2 separate regions of the Homo sapiens genome follow, and region 1 is linked to region 2. The links are chromatin loops, found by intact Hi-C in ENCODE. Cell type or tissue: CD14-positive monocyte. All regions are shown on one strand. Each heading gives the region's core, and the rest is flanking DNA. Links, peaks and the distances in the headings are about the cores only. Region 1 overlaps ALDH3A2 (aldehyde dehydrogenase 3 family member A2). Region 2 has its middle 15 kb from the start of ALDH3A1.

Region 1 (8,328 bases), core at 257-8,256, 110 kb after region 2:
AGCTTCTTTGCCAGCAAAATGTGTCTAATTTTTCTGTCACCTTATATGTTACTGTAGAAAAATGTGCTTAACATTCAAAGTAATACATATTCAAGGCAAAGAAGAAAAAGCACAAAGAAGGTACACAAATAATAAGGTCAAGCATGATGGACCAAAACATTATTTCTGGAATGGTACCGTCACTGGTTAATTGTGGAATAGTGGCCAAGCTATTTCCTTCTTTGTGCTGTTTTCCCATCCACAAACTACAGATAATTACATCAAGTTCTATTCTGCTTCTCAGGATTGTTAGGAGGAAAAAAGGAGTTATGTGTAAATATGAACAACTGGAGCAACGCTGGTGGCATCATTCAATACACAGAAACACAGACATTTTAAATAGTTTATAACAAAAGCTACAGGTACAGTATACCAGAAAGCAGGATTTAGTACTTTAACAATTAAATGCTATATATTTAATAGTTTATCTAGTGTTAATAAGTAGTGTCAGCAAAAACTGCCAAATTGCCATCTTCCCATAGGAAAAGGAGAATTTCCATTACCTATGTAGCGTGTGGCCTCATCAGTCTCCCCACCAAAAGCTATCTTTTGTCCTTCAAGCAAACTTAGTATCCTCTTAAAATGACGAAGATTGATGATCCTTTCATAATCAGGAGACTCTTTTATATTTTCTCCATAAAATTCCTATTTAAAACAACAGGAGTATATAAATGTCACAAAGACCCACAATTCAATTTCAGTAAGTACAAAATCCAGCCATGCCCCAAAATCAATCTGGTTTTATATCCTCACAGAATCTAACACCCCACCCCTCAAGTAATTTAACAGTAGTATGATAGTAGCAAGTTTCAGCTTTTTGGCAGGTCGAGGACCAGAAAATAAAGCATGCACACACACAGAGATCTGTCATTGTCCATAGTTCCAAAGGTTCTTATGGATCTCTTAGAGTCCACCCACAGGCCTTCACCTCCTGGGGCTGACAGTGGGAGCAGGCTGGGGAAAGAAGTCTTGCTCTGCATCAGAGTTGCCTATTTGTTAGCACATTGGCTGTGCCTGCTTTCCCCCTACAGTAAGTTCGGTAGTTACAGCAGAGACCCTAACATCTGCAAAGCCTGAAATATTTACCATCTAGCCCTTTACAGAAACCATTTGCCAATCTTTGCTCCACTTTGTTGTTTTGGTCTTCTTTGAACTGGTATTTCCACCACTTACACATGATGGTGAAACCACCCGAAGGATCAAAATACAGCTTTGGTAAATTACCAAGGTAAAAGAACGTCAATAATCATACAATCAATATTTACTTAGTAAAACAAACAAAATTACTGAATTGCTGCATCACTTCAAAGCCTTGTGAGAGTTCCCAATTTCATCCCAAATCAAAATGAACATTGTTCATCCAACCTCTACCAAGAGCAATTCTCAAGTCTGGGTGGTCGGAATCACTGGTGCAGCTTGCTAAAATGCATGTGCCTGGGCTCTGACTCGAGAGTCACCAACAGTAGTTTTCAATGCTGAATGCATCATAGAATCACCTGGAGGCCTCAGACGAGCTGAATCTTTGGAGGGTAAGGCTTGCAAACTTGTTTTTAAATGGCTCACTAGGGTAACATGTAGCTTGAGAACCACTGTGTTAAGAGTATAAATGCCTCAAAGGGAGGCAGAGGCCCTTATTCCTTTGAAATTGAATTCATCACCACACTCAACTAAGCATTCTCCAATTCCCAAATATTTTCAATCTCACAAGTATCTTTAACCACTCTCTCTTCCCACATACCCTGAATCTGGGCAACTCTCCCTTCATGTGCTCATCTGGATCCATTTTTAGTCCTATGACTAAAAATGATAGTCCAATTTCCATGTCAAGACCCTAGCACCTCATCCCCCAAGTTACTCTGCCTGGAACACATAGTGAACTATTGTCCTGAACTTCCTGGTACATAATTTTCTCTTTTTTTTTTTTTTTTGAGACAGGGTCTCACTCTGTCACCCAGGCTGGAGTCCAGTGGCACATTCTTGGCTCACTGCAGCCTCCGCCTCCCAGGAGGATCAAGCGATCCTCCTACCTCAGCCTGCCAAGTAGCTGGGACCACACGTACACGCCGGTACACCTGAATTTTTGTATTTCTTGTAGCGACAAGATTTTGCTACGTTGCCCAGCTGGTCTTGAATTCCTGGCCTCAAGTGATCTGTCTGCCTTGGCCTTCCAAAGTGCTGGGATTACAGGAGTGAGCCACTGTGCCCAGCCAATTTTCTCTTTTTTTGTTTTTTTGAGACAGAGTCTTATGCTGTCACTCAGGCTGGAGCACAGTGATGCAATAATGGCTCATTGCAGCCTTGAACTCCTGGGCTCAAGTGATCCTTCTGGCTTCAGCCTCCTGAGTAGCTGGGACTACAGGCATGTGCCACCATACCCAGCTAACCTTTTTTTCTTTTGTAGACACAGGGTCTCATTATGTTGACCAGGCTGGTTTTGAACTCCTGGGCTCAAGCGATCTTCCCACCTTAGCCTCCCAAAGTGCTCGGATTACAGGAGTGAACCACCACAACGGCGACAATTTTCATATCTTTTTTTCTTTTGAGATAAAATCTCATTCCGTTACCCAGGCTGGAGTGCAGTAGCATGATCTTGGCTCACTGCAAGCTCCACCTCCCGGGTTCAAGCAATTCTTGTGCCTCAGCCTCCCAAGTAGCTAGAATTATAGGTGCGTGCCACCATGCCCGGCTAATTTTTGTAATTTTAGTAGAGATGGGTTTTGCCATGTTGGCCAAACTGGTCTCTAACTCCTCACCTCAAGTGATCAACCTGTCTTGGCCTCCCAAAGTGCTGGGATTACAGGCGTGAGCCACCATGTCTGGCCAACAATTTTCATTTTCAGATCACATGCATTACTCTTTGGTGTTTTTGATCCTTCCTTTTAGTGCTCAATTAACATCTGTCGAGTAAACAGTGACTGCTCCAATAATTTCTTTCATCTGAGGGGTTAATGATCCTCACCCACTGCTGAACTCAGTCACACTGGTCATTTGGTCATCCCATTCTTCTTTTTTTTTTTTTTTTTAAAGACAGAGTCTTGCTCTGTCGCCCAGGCTGGAGTGCAGTGGCGTGATCTTGGCTCACTGCAACCTTTGCCTCCCGGGTTCAAGCGATTCTTGCCAGGGTTCAAGCAAATCTCGTGCCTTAGCCTCCTGAGTAGCTGGAATTACAGACATGCACCACCATCCCCGGCTGATTTTTTTGTATTTTTAGTAGAGACAGGGTTTCACCATATTGGCCAGGCTGGTCTTGAACTTCTGACCTCAAGTGATCTGCCCCCCTAGGCCCCCCAAAGTGCTGGGATTACAGGCATAAGCCACCGTGCCCAGCCCCCATTCCTTTCTACCAACTTAAATCCTATATTTCTTCAAGTCTTGGCTTAGGACTCTACATGCAGTCTTCCTTGGTTCCCTCACTGCAAATATTTACTTTAAACACGCTGAAAGATTGTTAATTATATAAAGGGTATACTGTAAGTAGTTATTTAATTAAGTCACTCCTCCAAACTACTGGCCACCCTAGGCCCTCTACATACACAAAAACTGATAACCTTCAGCAGCAATGGCCAATATGCCAAAGAGTCTCTCTGATTATACCTAAAGGGTTGGCAACATTCCCTCAAAACCACGGACACACGATTATTTAACTTTTTTAAAAAAAGTATATGCCACAACTAATCATCAACAAATCAACTAGACAGTTTAAGTAGATTTAACACCAATGCAACCTTGCTCCCAGCATATATTCTATGGTACACATAGCATTTTCATATTAGTCAATAAGTTCACTGAGTCACATATGATTTTGAAATTTTCCTGAAGGGAGAAACAAATGGGGATGCTGCCTGCGAATAGTTAATTTGACTCCTTATCTTATTAAAATCAGTGGAATCAGATGTTTTTAATACAAACCTTCACTGTTTCCTTAATCTTCCATACAATTTGATTTTGGAGGGATGCTTCACAGAGAATATAGTCGGGTGCAATGCAGGTTTGGCCACAATTCATGTATTTTCCCCAGGTTATGCGTCTGAGGGGAAAACATCCAGAACAGCTATATAATTCAGTAATTCAGTCAAATATTCATTTGTTACATTGTGTTGTTTGAATGTCTTGCAACTAAAATAGATTCATATATTTATCTGGCAATTTTTATAAAAAAGTTAAAAACTCATTTCTAAATCAGTTGTTTGGAACTTAGAAAGTATTTTCCAAATGAGGTGGAATATTTTACATAGCAGGGAAGTTCTCAGGCCAGCTCACGGCAAACAGTACTTGGTAAACAGTGAAGCCATTGCCTGCTGCAGGAAAAGAGGAGAAACAGCCTCCCAATGTCCTTTCCCCTCTTCCAGTCCAGCCAAAGGAAAGTCCTGGATGACCAGAGTTCGGTACAGACTCTCCTGGTTGTGGCTTTTGGCTCTGCCTGCAAGATGTTCAGGTATAAAGCAGGATGTCAGCCAGCCTCCAAGGCCATCCTCCTCTTTGTGGAGCCCTGCCCCACTTGGGAAGACCTTTCCTATGCATGGGCAGAAACCCATGCCCTAAACATTCACTAACTGAGGGTGTCTGGTTTTGACAAATGGATTTCTACTTAGGAAGCCAACCTGGAACCCTGACCTGGAATCTCTGAAGGGCAGAGAAAGCCACACCACCCAGAGCACAGAGTCAGTTCTATGATTTGGCACTTCTTAGTAGCTAAACCGGATTTAGCAGAGAGAACCTGAAACCTCTTATTTTCTAATTTTCAGATGCAAGATGTTATTCACAGTTAAAAAATGAGGAACACTTGTTTTGCCCACAAAGGATCTCAGTTAAGATATCAGCATAATACCCTCTCAAATGGGCATTTAAAGATTTTATTAGGCACACACAATACTTTGGATTATGTACTTCACAGATCACTGGCCAGAAGAACGTTAAAATTTCTTGCTAGATCTAGCTGTAATCTTGAGAACAGATATAACTTTTTTAAAATTCCTAAGGACAACCACATGATGTCAGGACTTACAGCTCACCATTTTTGACAGTGGCGCCAAGAGACAGTGAAAGACTCCTGTTACTCTTGAGGACATCAACCACCAAAGCTTAATAATGTATCTTGGAGCCATAAGGTATGGGGTTCAAGTACAAAGAGTAACATTGTCAGGAAAAGTCTCCATTGTGCTGGGAAAACCTCAGAAAATCAGAGAGCCAGACTCACCTGCAAACAATGTCCAGGTCACAATCTTTATCAATATAACATGGACTTTTCCCTCCCAGTTCAAGAGTCACAGGGGTCAGATGCTTGGCAGCAGCTTCCATGACAATTTTGCCAACCGCAGTGTTTCCCGTATAGAAAATGTGGTCAAATCGCTGCTTCAGGAGCTCCGTGGTTTCCTCAACACCACCATTAATAACAATATAGAGATCCTCAAAGAAAGAGAAACACAAACTCTTGCACTGCCAAATAAATCCTAACGTCTAACATCAGCAATCTCTTCAACATAAACATGTAACATTCAGTAAAACCCAGAGAGTGTCAAGACCAGTCCCTGTGAGGGATGGGAGAGGGAACTGACCAAGGACAAGAGGAGAACACACAGTCCGATGGCATCTGGGAAGCATGAACCCACATAGAACTAATCTGGAGACTCCAGTGTTTTTTTACATGAGCTCAGCAACAAAGACACTAAGGAGAACAAATGGTTGAATTTGACCAGGGAAAATGCATGAGACGCGGGTGTGTGCAGAAGTGCCTCTGGTGAAGAGTGGCTCCCACAGGACAGGTCATGCATGTCTTAGTCTGAATGTTCTCTGTCTCACAACACAGAGTGGGCTTAGCCCACGCTATTCTGAATGAATGGTATATCCGGCACAGTAGCTGAGAGCGCTTGCTTTTGAAGTGTATCTGGTTTGAATCTGGGCTCTGCCACTCACTAGCTTATGCAACCTTAGGCAAGCTACTGAACATCTCTGAGCCTCAATTTCCTCATCTGTTACTGGGAGAATTCACGTAGCTTCTGTGGACTGAGCCCATCTATGCATTGTGCTATCATTACCAGCTATTCTAAGAGAGAACATCTTGGACAATAACAGCATCAAAAGTAAGAGAACAGATGGCAAGCAAGGAAGACAGAGAGGTATTCAAGACTCCAAGGTGGAAGTGTGAAGTAAAAGCTGGCTTGTGGATCTCATGTTTCCACTTGAAGGCGAATTAATTTCATTCACTTCATGGTTCAGCTGCCCAACAAATGTTTCAAGCTTTAACTTTTCTATGGCTTAATCTACATAGCATATATTATTGATCCCCTAACACGGTAACTGAAGCTGGTAGAGCATTATTATCCTCCTTATCCGGACAGAGTCAGTTATTGAAGAATTTACCCCTGGTCAGGGGCAAAGCGGTACCTTCAACCTCTATCTTCTGGTTCTACGTCCTATTCAATCCTTGACATCTCACTGTCTTCCATTTCATCTTTCTTGATTGGATCATCACAGCTATTAGAACAAAATGGCTCTAACAAAGAGAAAAATATCATTCCAAGAACCAGAACTGGCCTCAATCCATCACAAGTTGATGTACAGAATACAGGTAAGATATTTTTAAGCTGTATTTCGCTTAAAGCTAAATGAAGACTCCTCCCTGTAGCAACTGCATGTAGAACTCAGCAGTGCCAATTTCTTCGCGGCATCATAACTTCCTCCCCAGGAAGGCATAAGAACCTCTGACTCAGACAGATGAACTACCCGCAGTTGGGCAGATCATTTTCTTTATTCAGTTCTTGATATTCTTAAATGCCAGCATGTTAAGTCAGTGTGAGGATCTGCCCTCTAGTTCAGGAGGGCACTTTTTGTGTATGTGTGGCATGTTTTCATGCCACAGACATGTCTTTTTTGAAAGCAGAAGTACTCTTATAGGCTGGGTGAGAGGTGAGAGCGTGCGGGCAACCCTTGCTCGCTCTCAGCACCTCCTTGGCCTTGGCACCCACTCTCGCCACGCTTGAGGAGCCCTTCAGCCCACAGCTGCACTGTGGGAGCCCCTCTCTGGGCTGGCCAAGGCTGGAGCCGGCTCCTTCTGCTTGTGGGAAGGTGTGGAGGGAGAGGCGCAGGCAGGAACCGGGGCTGCGCGTGGCGCTCACAAGCCAGAGCGAGTTCTGGGTGGGCGCAGGCTCAATGGGCCCCACACTCGGAGCAGCTGGCCGGCGCCGCCAGCCCTGGGCAATGAGGGGCTTAGCACCTGGGCCAGCTGCTGAGGAGGGTGCCCCGGGTCCCCCAGCAATGCCAGCCCACCAGCGCCACACTCGAATTCTCGCCGGGCCTCAGCCACCTCCCCGCAGGGCAGGGCTCGGGACCTGCAGCCCGCCATGCCCAAGGCCCCCACCCCGCCCCTGGTGGGTTCCCATGCTGCCCGAGCCTCCCTGATGGGCGCCGCCCCCTGCTCCACAGCGCCCAGTCCCATCGACCGCCCAAGGGCTGAGGGGTGCAGGCGCGCAGCGCTGGACTGATGGGCAGCTCCACCCACAGCCCCGGCGTGGGATCCACTAGGCAAAGCCAGCTGGGCTCCTGAGTCGGGTGGGGACTTAGAGAACTTTTATGTCTAGCCGGAGGATTGTATATGCACCAATCAGCACTCTGTGTCTAGCTTGGGGTTTGTGGATGCACCAATCAGCACTCTGTATCTAGCTAATCTGGTGGGGATTTGGAGAACTTTTATGTCTAGCTAGAGGATTGTAAAAGCACCAGTCAGCACTCTATGTCTAGCTCAAGGTTTGTAAATGCACCAATCAGTGCTCTGTGTCTAGCTAATCTAGTGGGGACTTGGAGAACTTTTATGTCTAGCTAGAGGATTGTAAATGCACCAATCAGCATTCTGTGTCTAGCTCAGGGATTGTAAACGCACCAATCAGCACCCTGTCAAAACGGACCAATCAGCTCTCTGTAAAATGGACCAATCAGCAGGATGCGGGTGGGGCCAGATAAGGGAATAAAAGCAGGCTGCCCAAGCCAGCAGCGGCAACCTGCTCGGGTCCCCTTTGACACTGTGGAAGCTTTGTTCTTTCAGTCTTTGCAATAAATCTTGCTGCTGCTGCTCACTCTGGGTCCGCACTGCCGTTATGAGCTGTAACACTCACTGCGAAGGTCTGCAGCTTCACTCCTGAGGCCAGCGAGACCACGAACCCACCGGGAGGAATGAACAACTCCAGACAGGAGGAACTAACAACTCCAGATGCGCCGCCTTAAGAGCTGTAACACTCACCACGAAGGTCTGCAGCTTCACTCCTGAAGCCAGCAAGACCACGAACCCACCAGAAG
Region 2 (8,328 bases), core at 42-8,041:
AAACAGAATTTAATGAACTGTTAGTTTACAGCATGCAAATTTTTCTCCATTGGTAGTTTTGGAACATACTTGTTTTTCTGCTGCTTTGAGAAATGAGGTGTTCTACTTTTAATCTTCCTGTGTGTTATTTGGACAAGTTACCTTCCCATCCTGAGCCTCAGTTTTTCCATCCATTAGAGAAGATAAGAGGACTACTACTTTCTAATCCTACCTGTGTGGGGAAAATGCTCTTTGCACAGTGCCTGGCATTTAGCAAGTGCTCAACAAATGGTGGCAGCAAGCAAAGTGAAGCTCTCCCTGCCATGCTGGGATCTGATGCCCCTGTTCCTAGCAACAGCTGCCTACAGTGCCGGGGAGCCAGGCCTTGGGCTGTTGCCCTGTCTCTCAGCAGGGCTATGTAAGCATATTGATTTTTGCAAAACCAAGTTCTGGTTCCTTGCTGTGGGGCTGACAAAAAACCATGGGGTCGATCCTCTATAAATATTTTAGCTATGTCCTCTGTTTTTTAAATACAAAATGTGTACTCTAGCCCTTGCCTGTCTGAATTGAAACAAACTCTTTTGAGGTCATGTGCCTCTGGACCCCCACAGCCACACACTGTCAGCGGCAGGCCCCACCCCTGGGACTCATGTCCCACCTCAGTGCCTTCTCTGCCTTTGGAGAAGGAGCTTAGGTCAGGCCCCACACACCTGTCCAGCCCCATGTGTCTCCCCGACCAGCCCTACTGCCAGCAGCGCCCCGTGGGCTGAGCCAGACCTGGGCCAGCCCTCAACCGGCAGAGGGCGCCCGCCCCCAGGCAGTGAGGCTTCTCAGGCTGCTCCCTGAGAAAGGACAGTGTCTTGCATGGGGAGGGGAGAAGGGACAGTGAGGTAACTTCTTCCCAAGGGGTCGCCAGCAGGGACCCCTTTGAGAGTCTGAGGAAAACCTCAGAAAAGGCACAAACTCACAGAAAACGTGAGAGCTGCCCTCTTGGTGCCCCCCTGTCACTAGATGTTGGGGACTCCCAGCTCCCCGGAAGCCCATCTCCCTTCTTAAGGGAAGCAGTGAGGTGAGTCCTCAAGTCCCTTTTCCCCAAAGAAGCTCTGCTGTCTTGCCCCAAAGATTCCTCGATCCCCTCTTGGGGCTGGTCAGATCTGCCCTTGGCTTGAGAAGGGGCTGGGGAGCGAGCCTGCCCCTAAGGAGACTCGGACCTGCAGAACTAAGGGCCACCCCCAGGAGGGAAGGGCTGCCCTCAACACACGTCCCTTCTGGGGCCTGCCTCTGCTCGGCAGGGCAGGGGGTGCCCCATGTGGAGGACTGCTCTAGATGGGCTTTTGTAGGTGAGAAAGGTAAGACCTCAGGCCTACTAGCGCATAGAAGAAAAAGATTCTGGCCGGGCTTGGTGGCCCATGCCTGTAATCCCAGCATTTTGGGAGGCCAAGGCAGGTAGATCACCTGAGGTCAGGAGTTCAAGACTAGCCTGGCCAACATGGTGAAACCCTGTCTCTACTAAAAATACAAAAATTAGCTGGGTGTGGTGCCTGGTGCCTGTAATCCCAGCTACTTGGGAGGCTGAAGCAGGAGAATCACTTGAACCCAGAGGGCAGAGGTTGCAATGAGCCGAGATCACGCCATTGCACTCCAGCCTGGGCAACGGGAGTGAAACTCCATCTCAAAAAAGAAAAAAAAAAAAAGCCTGCTGCCAGGAGGTCTGATGTGGGGCAGGTGGGGTCTAGGGTAGGAGTTCCCTTCCCTGGATGTTTCCTATGCCAGAGGCTAATGGACAAATTTTGAGAAATTGTGATGTTTGGCTTGATATTGGGTCTTTTTTTCCTGTCATTCATGCCCTCGAAGCCATTTGTTAAGCACCTGCTCTGAGTTGGTGCTATACTATGACACAAGGGAGAACGCCAGGGCATGGCCTGCCCTCATGAGGCACACACTGTAGATAGGACGTTGATAAAGACAACATGACAATTGTGACTAATGCCACAGAAGACAGGTAGATGATGTTGTTATGTGGACTTGTGGGAGGGGAACTGGACCAGCCAAGGAAGTCAGGAAAGAAGGGAGCATGAAGCCGGCGGAGAGGGGAGTGTTCTGAGCCGGGGACCAGCATGTGCAAAGGCCAGCAGGTTTGCTTTCTGCAGTGCAGTAATCACTTTCGGAAATCATCTTGTGTGTATTTTTACTTGTTTATTATTATTATCACCTCACTAAAATGTCAGCTCTCTAAAGCCAGGAACCTTACTGTCTTACTGTGTCCCTAGCTCCTAGGACAGTACCTGGGAGATAGTAGGTACTCAACATATATCTGATATTTGTGGAAAATAATGGCTGACATACACTGCATGTCTTCCCCATGCCAGTCAGTTTTTTTTTTTTTTTTTTAGACGGAGTCTCACTCTTGCCCAGTCTGGAGTGCAGTGGCGCGATCTCAGCTCACTGCACCTCTGCCATCTGGGTTCAAGAGATTATCCTGCCTAAATCTCCCAAGTAGCTGGGATTACAGGTGCCTGCCACCACGCCTGGCTAATTTTTGTAGTTTTAGTAGAGATGGGATTTCACCATCTTGGCCAGGCTGGTCTTGAACTCCTGACCTCAGGTGATCCACCTGCCTCAGCCTCCCAAAGTGCTGGGATTACAGGTGTAAGCCACTGCGCCCTGCCTGCCAGTCACAGTTCTAAGCATTTTATATGAACCCACAGCCAGCCCATGAGGAAACTGAAGCTTAGAGAGGTTAAGTAACTTGCTTAATTTCTCATAGGTGGTGAGTCCCTGAGCCAGGATTCTAACTCAGGCAGGCTTCCTCCAGAGCTCATGTTCTTACAGCCCATCTCTAGATGTAAATGAAGCAGATGGATCTGCTTAGGTGCAGCTTTAAGCATGTTTATGTATATGTGAGCAAGTCGGGGATTTCAGCTCACAACAGAACACAGGCTGTCAGCACTGTCACTGTGTGACTGCAGGTCAGAGAGTCTGGGTGGGAAGAGAGAGAGGGAGAGGTATGTTGATGAGCTTGCAGCCTTTTTTTTTTTTTTTTTTTTTAAGACGGAGTCTGGCTCAGTCGCCCAGGCTGGAATGCAGTGGCGAGATCTTGGCTCACTCCAACCTCTGCCTCCCGGGTTCAAGCAATTCTCCTGCCTCAACCTCCAGAGTAGCTGGGACTACAGGCGCCCGCCACCATGTTTGGCTAATTTTTGTATTTCTAGTAGAGATGGTGTCTTACCATGTTGGCCAGCTGGTCAGGAACTCCTGACCTCAAGTGATCCACCCACCTCGGCCTCCCAAAGTGCTGGGATTGCAGATGTGAGCCACCGTGCCCAGCCTTGCAGCCATTTTTAAGCATGGGATGTGGCTTAATCAGATTGGCAGGTTGCAGAAAAGATGAGAGGGGCACAGATGGATTCAGGGAGACCAGATGAAACTTACTCACATGAGAATGATGGATGATTTCAATAGATGAGTAGGAGTTAAAATGCCTTGGAGATCAATAGGATGTGGGTATCTATCAGTATTCTCAGTTGCTAGAAAGTGTATGAGTTAATTTTTGCTGTATAACAAGCCACTCCAAAACTTAATGGCTTAAAATAATAAGCATGTATTATTTCTCATCATGCTTATGGGCGAGTTAGGCAGTTCTGGTCTGAGTCAACATGGCTGGTGGTCAGTGGTCTAAGACAACTTCACTTGGGTTTGTAGACTTGCATGATGTTTAGCTGGGACATCAAGGATGACTTGGCCTCCTGTCTGCCATCATCTGGCAGGCCAGCTCAGCCTTGTTTACATGGTGGTGTCCCATGGTAGGTGGAGAGCAAGTCCCAGGGCGCAATCACCAGCACCCTACGTGTCTCTGTGCCTCATATTTGCCAGTGTCCCATTGGCCAAAGCAAGCCCCATGACCAAGCCCAGATTCAGGAGGTGGAGAAATCCCCCTATTGATGGGGTTTATAGCAAAGGCACATTGTAAAGCTCTGTACATACAGGGATGGGAGGAATTCCTATGGCCATTTTGTGCAGCTTAGCAAAAATGGGAACATAGGAACAACTTTGGCTTATTTAAGCAGAAAAGAACTTGTTATTTTTTTTAAAGGCTATTTGTAAGAATTTGGGGGAGGCCTGGAGAGCTGGGGAAAAAAAGTCAGAAATGAAGCTGCAGAACTGGAATAGGCAGAGGATGTCAATGCATTGCTGACACTGTGTCCGCTGCCTCTCGGGAAATTTGATCTTGTGGCAACCACTACTGCTGTCAGAGAGAAAAACCCCTGAGGTCCCCACATCTTGGCTCTTTTAAGGTCCAGTGTCGGCCTGTTGGATTGGTGAAGCTAGGTCACATGCTAGGAGACCCTGTCTGCAAGGTGGGCAGAGCTTCCAGCAGCGTGCCTGGCATAGCCTTTGTATAGAGAGGAGAGGCTGGGGGGAAGGAGAGACACAGACATGCGGGCAGTGGTGCATGGCTTTGCTGATTGGTCAGGGGCTTAGAAGAAGCAAGATTGGCAAGTTGGAGCGAAGGCGATCTGGAGAAGACTTGTGATAACCCAGGCAGTGAGCAGACAGTACTGTGTTTAGTGTCAGCGCCCACCAGAGGGGCACAGGACAAACCAGGTGGACAGGACGACTTGTCCAGTGAAGGTCAACTGGCCTCCATCCTTGGCCACCCTGATGCTTGCACCGTGAGCCCAGGATAAGCCTGCCATGGTGAAGGAGCTGCAGGCTACCCGTGGGCCCAGCAGGCTGATTTTGCTAAGCTCAACCTGCCAGCAGCAGAGGGCAGTGCTGAGTCCTCCGGGTGCACCATTGCCAGGGGAGACCAGCCAGACCGTTGCTCAGGCGCCCCCGCGGAAATAGCCAGGACCCAACTCAGTGTTGCCCTTGCGCTGGCTCTCCTTCCCCGGCCCTGCTTTTGAGGGATGCTAAGTGAGACTGCTTTGAGCGTCTCCCTCCGATGGAGGGCTGAGGCTGCTGGCACCCCTCCTTGGTGGCACCTTTGGGAGAGCTTTTCTATGTATCTTCTGAAGCTTGGGGGACATGCTAGGTGGGTGTCTGCTGCCTGAAAAATCAAATGGCCAGGAGTTCATTTCTGGCCAGCTGCTCTCAAACACTTTGTAGGCCAAAGACTGTGCAGCAGTGCCAAGGGGGCGATGTGGGCAGAGACGCAGGCAGGGAGAGCTGGGGGTCCTGTCCAACATGGCTGCTCCAGGGCTTGGGGTAAGGGGGCCTTGGCAGGAAAGCAGGGGGTGTCTGTCAGAGGCTAAGGAGCAGCAGAGGAGCATGAGCCGTCTGTAGAGATGGCATCTCCTCCGTCAAAGGGAGCCCAGGGCAGCAGTCCTTGGGAACAGAGGGTGTGGGAGGCTGTCAAAAGCTGCTGTGTGAGCGAGCAAGCCTCGGACCTCAGAAGAAACCACCTGAGACTGGCGCGAGACAAGAAAGCTGCTCCCCAGCCCCTTTGCCTACCTTCCCTCTGTGATCTTAGTGGAGCCCGGGCTCACTGAGGCCGAGGAGGAGGAGGAGGAGGAGGAGGAGGAGAAGGAGGAGCAAGGTGGGGAGGCTGAGAAGCCTATAGGGCCTCCTGCCCACCACAGCACCTGCAGCTGCAGAGGCCCACGGGGTGAGGTACTTGGAAGAGGCTCCAAGGATTACCCCAACGGGCATTTTTTTTTTTTTTTTTGAGATAGAGTCTCGCTCTGTTGCCCAGGCTGGAGTGCAGTGGTGTGATCTCGGCTCATTGCAACCTCCGCTGCCAATGTTCAAGCGATTCTCCTGCCTCAGCCTCTCGAGTAGCTGGGACTACAGGCGTGTGCCACCACGCTGAGCTAATTTTCTTGTATTTTTAGTAGAAACGGGGTTTTGCCATGTTGGCCAGGCTGGTCTCGAACTCCTGATCTCAGGTGATCTGCTTGCCTCGGCCTCCCAAAATGCTGGGATTACAGGTGTGAACAACCACGCCCGTCCCCAACAGGCATTTTTTTTTAACTGACTGAAATCAAGTTGTTATTCATGATCGGAGAGGGAACATCATGGACTTGCCCCAGTTCTCGTCCCAAGGTCCAGGAAGAACTAGCTGCAGAGCTCAGAGGAGAGAAAAGAGAGTTGTTTTTCTGACGGCAAACTCTGAGACCTGCCTGTTCACTGTAGCGATTAAGTAACCTCCATGAAAATAAGTGTTGTGAGGATGTGGAGAAATTGGAACCCTTGTGCATGGCGGTTGGGAATGTTAAAATGGTGCAGCTGCTGTGGAGAACAGTCTGGCAGTTCCTCAGAAAGTTAAACGTAGGATTACCACATGATCCAGCAATTCTGCTTCTGATTATATACCTGAGAGAAGCGAAAGAGGGTCTCGAGGAAATCCTCGCACCCCCATGTTCATTGCAGCGTGATTTGCAATAGCCAAAAGGTGGAGGCAGCCCAAGTGTCCACGGGCTGGTGAGTGGAGGAGTAAAATGAGGCATAGACAGATGGTGGGATGTTATTCAGCCTGAAAAAGGAAGGAAATCCTGACGTGCTGCAACACGGGATGCATCTTGAGGACATCACGCTGAGTGAAAGAAGCCAGACACAGAAGGACAAATTTTGTATGATTCCACTTCCATGAGGCACTGAGTCGTCAGGTTCATAGAGACAGAGGAGAATGGTGGTTTCCAGTGGCTCTGGGGAGTTTTTTTAATGGACACAGAGTTTCAGTTTGGGGAGGATGAAAAAGTCCTGGAGATGGATAGAGCTGATGACTGCACACAGTGTGAATGTGCTTAATGCCACTGAGCTCTACACTTGAAAACGGTTACAATGGTGAATCTATTTTATGTATTTTTACCACAAAAGAAATATGAAAAAAATAGGTCTACATGGAAAAATAAGGCACTTGTTTGCCAGTGTTTGTTCCTTAGTTCCAGCTCTGATCCTGCTGGCCCCAGACAGGCATCATCAGTTATGAGAGAGCACCTTTCTCCTGACCAGGGCTGTCACTGTGTAAAGCTCATCGCTCACAGTGGGACCTTGGCAGTGTGAGCTGAAGGCGCATGGAAGAAAAAGTCGGTGCAGATGAGATCAGAAGCCGAGGGCTCTGGCGCTGAGCATCTTAGTGAGGAGGGCCAGGTGGGCCTCCCTAAGGGAGAGGGAGAGAGGAGGGGCCTCGGGCCATGGTGTCAGCTTCCGAGGAGCTGGGATTTGTGGAGACAAGCACTGTCCTGCGGCCTGGATGCACCACAGGGCTTGGAGGAGCCCTCTCCACCCCAGGTCCTGAGGCGTGAGGGGCCTGGAGAAAGGCAGCACCCTTGGGAAGGAGGGCCGCAGGGAAGCCGCCCTGGTCCTTTGGGCAAACAGATTTCGGGTTCAGGAAGGGAGGAGGAGGACTGTGCTTTCCAGAGGGCCCAGAGGCAGGGTTTGGGTGGATGGATGGACAAGAGGGTGGCAGGAAGGAGGGGTGGGGCGTGGGGCGGGGCAGCCAAGGAGCAGGGAGCGTGGAAATCTCGAAATGACAGGTGAGTGGGGAGTGAGGCCCCATGGATTCGTGCAGGAGGAAGGCATTAGGCCACGTGTTGAGATGCTTGCTTTTGGTGGCAAGCAGGCCTCGGGGCTAGGGCTGTGCGTGTGAGTGTGGGGCCTCACTGAGCACAGGCATGGGAGTCCATGGACACTCCCTGTCTCCTTCCCGCTTCTCCTCCAGCAGGCAGGAGGAATGAGGCAGATGTGCAGAGACAAGCAGGGGGCAGGGAGGGCAGAGGGAGAGGAAGGGAGACAGACCACACCCTCATGCAGCGGTCCCCAGGCCCCGAGCTTGCTCCTACACCTGCATCGCCACAGCTTGCTCCTACACCTGCATCACCAGGGCTCCTCCCAGAGGGCCAAAGCAGCATCTTCTCTTGGTGCTTGTCATTTGCAGGAGAGGCCAACTAATACACGTCCACCTGAAGTTTACTCTGTGCTCCCTACTGCCCCCAGAACACAGTCCAAGCACCTCCGCCCTGCATTCAGGGTGACCCAGCTCCGCCCCACCCATCGCACCCCAGCTCTGCCCCACCCATCGCACCCTCTCAGGCCTCCATGAACAGACCTGGTCAGGCAATGCGTTTGTGCTTATTCGTCAAGACTGGTCTCGAACTCCCGACCTCAGGTGATCCGCCTGCCTCAGCCTCCCAAAGTGCTGGGATTACAGGCGTGAGCCACCACACTCGGCCCATTCTCTTTTATCTTTCCCACACTGAAACTCTGTTCCCATTCAACACTCATTCTCCATTCCCCTCCCCTCAGCCCCCAACAACCATCATTCTAACCATTCTATTTTCTGTCTCTATACATTTCACTTCTCAAGTACCTCGCGTAAGTGGAATCATACAGGATTTGTCCTTTGGT

The links. Peaks named below come from ENCODE experiments on the same cell type or tissue, not always from the same donor. Only the 100,000 strongest peaks of a DNase experiment are listed, where the experiment ranks them.
Region 1: it touches region 2 in a loop (2.8-fold over the local background); 61 of 110 quality-filtered maps call a loop at or near these places.

What each region holds. Positions count from the first base shown.
Region 1 is chr17:19,653,483-19,661,810 of GRCh38, reverse strand. ALDH3A2 (aldehyde dehydrogenase 3 family member A2) reads right to left here. Exons shown (of 10, transcript NM_000382.3): 4 at 5,237-5,445; 5 at 3,949-4,066; 6 at 543-684. Among named protein-coding and RNA genes, the nearest start is that of ALDH3A2, 8.9 kb to the right of the region's middle. In CD14-positive monocyte, for the core only: no CTCF peak of the experiment used is centred there; no DNase peak of the experiment used is centred there; H3K27ac peaks cover 1,214 bases.
Region 2 is chr17:19,759,113-19,767,440 of GRCh38, reverse strand. No RefSeq gene overlaps it. Among named protein-coding and RNA genes, the nearest start is that of ALDH3A1, 15 kb to the right of the region's middle. RefSeq lists enhancers at 528-677, 4,855-4,944, 4,479-4,979, 7,507-8,044. In CD14-positive monocyte, for the core only: CTCF peaks have their summits at 582, 783 (motif pointing right), 4,511 and 4,715 (motif pointing right); DNase peaks (open chromatin) are centred at 780, 4,750 and 6,540.